2 separate regions of the Homo sapiens genome follow, and region 2 is linked to region 1. Evidence: chromatin loops called from intact Hi-C (ENCODE). Cell type or tissue: HCT116. All regions are shown on one strand.

The links. Hi-C counts contacts between places; a loop is a spot of excess contacts. Peaks named below come from ENCODE experiments on the same cell type or tissue, not always from the same donor. Only the 100,000 strongest peaks of a DNase experiment are listed, where the experiment ranks them.
Region 2: a loop joins it to region 1, with 10 times the contacts of the local background. A loop is called at or near these places in 2 of 110 quality-filtered maps.

What each region holds. Positions count from the first base shown.
Region 1 is chr3:132,729,874-132,732,373 of GRCh38, forward strand. All of the region lies in intron 2 of NPHP3-AS1 (NPHP3 antisense RNA 1), which reads left to right. Among named protein-coding and RNA genes, the nearest start is that of NPHP3-ACAD11, 8.7 kb to the left of the region's middle. In HCT116, a CTCF peak has its summit at 1,401; a DNase peak (open chromatin) is centred at 1,435; H3K27me3 peaks cover 1,876 bases.
Region 2 is chr3:134,299,308-134,301,807 of GRCh38, forward strand. No RefSeq gene overlaps it. Among named protein-coding and RNA genes, the nearest start is that of LINC02004, 13 kb to the right of the region's middle. In HCT116, a CTCF peak has its summit at 1,397; no DNase peak of the experiment used is centred here.

The sequences.
Region 1 (2,500 bases):
CACCATTCTACTCTCTGCTTCTGTGAGTCCTCTTTTAAATTCCACATGTAAGTGAGATCATATGGCATTTGTCTTTCTGTGTCTGGCTTATTTCACTTAGTGTAATGTCCTCCAGTTTCATTTATGTTGTTGCAAATGGCAGGATTTTCTTCTTTAAAGGCTGAATACTGTCCCATTGGAGATATATATATATATTAAATTTTCTGTATCCATGCATTTGTTAATGGACACTTAAGTTGATTCTATATCTTGGCCATTGCGAATAATTTTGCAATGAACATGGAAGTGTAGATATCTCTTCAACACACTGATTTCATTTCTTTTAGGTATATACCCCTTGGTGGGATGGCTGGATCATCCAATGGTAGTTAAGTTTTTAGTTTTTTGAGGAACCTCCGTATTGTTTCCATAATGGTTGTACTAATTCCTACAAACAGTGTGCAAAGGTTTCCTTTTCTCCACATCCTTGCCAACACTTATCTTTCATCTTTTTTTTTTTTTTATAATAACCAGTCTAACAGGTGTAAGGTGTGATAAGCTACAACATTTGACAGTTTAACATTTGACTGTAACATTTGACAGTTTAAAAGTAAACAGGCTTCCAAATTAACCCACCTTGGGAAGGTCTTATAATTCATGGTGACATCCTGTCCCTCAGTAATGAACCTTATGAGTTCCTCTAATTGTTAATGTACTAATAAAGACATACCCTACTGACACTGAAAAGGATGCTGATTTGTTTTCAAATTACAAAGTTTTACTGGTTGTCTTGTACATAGACATTTTAGCCTATATGTTGCAATCTGTATCCAATTATTGTAACTTTTATATTGTACTCGCCAATGAAAAAGGACAACTCCTATGAGTAGTCCCCCTCCCTTCTCCTAAATTTTCCTACAAAAGCCTTCTAACTTGTAACGGACTCTGGAACCCTCCCAATTTTGTTGGTGTGTCTTCCTGGGTTGATCCTCACATTTGGCTTCCAAAGTAACTTTATCAAATTATTTCTGCCTTAAGAACCTTAATTTCAGTCAACATTCTGTTATAATCAGCAGGATTCCAGAGCAACTTCCCTGGATCATCCAATGTGGCTTTTGACCATTATGCATGTACCAGTAATGAACCTATTGTGTTCCCAAATTTAAATGCTCCTGCTGGGTGCTACAGATGGGTTCCTCCTGGAACCCTCACATCTTGGCTGAAGTTCTGGTTTATTGAAGCTAGTTTCCTCCCTGGCCAGGAGGTACAATGACTCTTTCAGCACAAGAGTTACTGCTACCAATTCAAGGGAAGGGTTTTATTGGGAATTTTAGGGCAGAATAAAATAGGAGCTCAGTGAATTGTTTCCCTGGAGGCTAGGTGAGACAATCTTTCCTTAGTTTTCTCCTTCTCAATCACATGAGGGCACTCTTGCTCCAAAGATGAGACATTTACTCCCTCTGGCCAAACTGTTCACTTTTTGCTCAGCTTGTAGGCTTTAGAAGGACTGATCATCTCTTGCCCCGAGCATCCCGACCCTTCTTTGGAGGTGACTTGGGAGTCCAAGACACATAAGAACTCTTTTCAGCCCATTGTATGAAATCCCCAGAGGAAAGATTCATAGTCAGCACACCTGACCCCTTATAGAGCTTGTCTTGCTCAAAGCAGCCAGGAAAATGCATCCAGACTGAAGGTATACCACCTCTGTTGACACTAGCTGGTTTCATGTTGTTTTACTTGCAAGTACTTGGATAAGTGGACCCATCTAACCCAGGATGGTCATCAGCAGCAGTGGCCAAAATGGGGATGTTTTGAAAATGCCTAAAATAATTTATCTGTGCACACAAATGGAAAAAGTTGGTTTTGGAGCCAGATTGAATGGGAGACTTACTTCCAACAGCACCTAGAAGCTTCTAAAAGAAATTCTTTGAAAAAAAAAAATGCCTCCATTCAAGAGGTAAACAAAAGGATATTTAAAACCATTCAAACCATTGTACATTAGTTGAAAAATACTTAGAAGGCTCTCTCCCTTTCTTCCCCATGGCTCCTCCTTGTCTACCCCTGTTCTTTCATCTTCTCTCTTATATGAACTCATTCCCTTCTGCTTGTTCCTTGGGCTCCCATACATCTCTTAGGCAGAGATTTTTGGAATTTCACAATGGACTCATTTACTTCTTTCAAGGGAGTTAAAATGTATTTAAATTTAAAACAGAAGGAGCAAATGGAACAACTGCAGAATGAGAATGAAACTACTGAGATTCTAAAAATACAGATCCAACAAGTTTTTTCTAAAGTGGTACTAATGATCAACACATTTTATGGTTTATTGCTAGCTTTGCCAAACCATTTGTGGTCTTCCATATACATTAGTAAAATACATACAGCCACCTCCATTAAAGTGGAAGTAAACCTGATTAAACCTTTTACCAAATATCAGATAATACTCTTTAAATGTGCTGCTAGACCTCACAGTCCCTTGCAGATATAAAACTTCACTGGCCTTTTAGAAAACTTAAATTAT
Region 2 (2,500 bases), 1.6 Mb after region 1:
AAGCAGGAAGGCCTCCACTCCAGGCCTGTGGCTCCATGGCCAGTGCAAGCCCTGCTGTCACTCAAACTCCTCCTCTGAAATTGGGTGTGTGCAGGTTGCAGTGAGTACTCAGAGGAGGGAAAAGTGAAAGTGGGGGTGTCAGGGAAGGCTTCCTGGGAGAAGAGAGCCTGAACTAACTGTAGAAAGGCGAGAAGTTAGCCAGATGTCCAAGGGTTACAAGAGTAGGGGTGGAATGAGGGAAGCAGGAACAGGAAGAATGATATTTCAGACAGAAAGTGATTTGGATCTGAGGATAGCAGGTGTGCAAATGTGCATGCCCCATTCAGATCTGCCAGGAAGATTAGGATCTTCTTTACCAGCCCCACACTATTGTGTACTGGGGAAGCCAAGGTTTGCCTTGAACAATACACACGTCTTTTCTCCTTTCAGTCTCCTTTCAGACTGAATACTCAGACCTTTTGGAGTTGAACTCCCTCATGTGGCTGCTTTCCATAGACTCAGAAAATTCAGTGTCTCCAAGATCTGTCTTTCTGAGCTCTGTCTGATCTCCCTTCTTCTCCCCAAGATGCCTTCTGTGTATCTGGGTAAATGAGGGCCCTTACTGTATCCCTGAAGTTGGGTGGTGGGTGGGGGGGCCTTCATATACCTGGGTCCTCTGGCCCTTTGCTGTTCCCACTGAAGAGAGGGGCATCTGCTCCTGGCAGTGGACCTGAGAGGTATGACTGTTCCATGTGGCATCCTGCGATAATGTGCTGCCAAGTTGGCTACATCATTTGCAGGGCCCTATGCAAAATAAAAATGTAGAATCTCTCATTCAAAAGGCAGGAAAAAAGTACTACTAAAGAACCTAAAATATAAAACATTTTCCTTTCTTCTGGTTTTTCTCTCTTGATTTGTTGTGGTGTTTTCTTTTTTAGTTGTTGAGATGGAGTCTCGCTCTGTCACCTCCTGGAGGCTGGAGTGCAGTGGCATGATATTGGCTCACTACAACCTCCGCCTCCTGGGTTCAAGCGATTCTCCTGCCTCAGCCTCTCAAGTAGCTGGGATTACAGGTGCTCGCCACCACACCTGGCTAATTTTTGTATTTTTAGAAGAGAGGGGGTTTTATCATGTTGGCCACACTGGTCTCGAACTCCTGACCTCAAGTGATCCACCCACCTCAGCCTCCCAAAGTGCTGGGATTACAGGTGTGAGCCACCGTGCCCGGCCTTTTGTGGTGTTTTCTATTTGCTGTTTAATGTCATTCTAAGTAAAGAAAAAATACAATTTTATATCATTAGTAGGAATTTTACTTACTAAAACCAAGCATGGGCCCTTCTGAGCCTGAGGCCTATGCAGTTGCGCAGGTCCATGAAGCTGGCCCTGTGCACTGGCTCCTCTGCTGGAGCAGCCAAGTCCCTGCAAGTGGGCACTTCTGGCCATCCCTGGGACTCCGCCACTCCACAGGCCCTCTCAGCAACAGAGACAGTTGTCCTTCTGTATCTGTCCTTCCAATTAACACCCAATTTGTAGCTGAAGACTACATATCCCCACTTCTTTTCCAGCTGGGTATTGTCAGCTAAGTTTTAACCAATGGGATACAAGTAGATAAATGTGTACAGTTTCGGGGGGGCGGGGAGGGTCTTTTTTTTTTTTTTTTTTTTTTTGAGATGAAGCCTTGTTCTGTCGCCCAGGCTGGAGTGCGGTGGTGCTATCTCGGCTCACTGCAAGCTCCGCCTCCCGGGTTCACCCCATTCTCCTGCCTCAGCCTCCCCAGTAGCTGGGACTACAAGTGCCTGCCACCACGCCTGGCTAATTTTTTGTATTTTTAGTAGAGACGGTGTTTCACCGTGTTAGCCAGGATGGCCTCGATTCCCTAACCTCGTGATCCACCCTCCTCGGCCTCCCAAAGTGCTGGGATTACAGGTATGAGCCACCACGCCCCGCCGTAGGGTCTTTAATAAGAGGTGGAGAGGGGTGCCTTCCTCTGCTTACCTCTTCCTGGGGGCTGGATGTGGTGGACATGATGGCAGCACCCCAGCAGCCAGCTTGGACCATGTGGACGAAGGCCACACTTAGGAATGGCGGAGAGGAAAGCTCAGACACGCAAGGGTCTCTCACACTTTACCGGCACTGCATGGGCCACCTCCAGGATTTTACATGAGAAAATCCATCATGTGTACGTTCTAAGCCACCATTAAACTGGGTTTTTAGGCTACTATAAAGCCAAACCTAATCATATCTGATAAAGCACCTTTGTGTCCCCTTTGCATGGGACATAGGAAATTCTGGATCCCCCTCAAGCTACTTGGAGGCCATGGGGAGCCAGGAATGTGACCTCTGGCTCAAATATCCTGCTACGCAGCTGCCTCCAAGTGTGGCTGCAGAGCGGATTTCTGTGCCATATCTGAAGTGTCCTCCTGTGGAATTTGTCTTAGACCAGGAGTTGGCAAATTATGGGCTGGCTACCTGTGCTGTAGATAAAAGTGTTAATGGAACACAGCCACGCTCCTTCATTTAG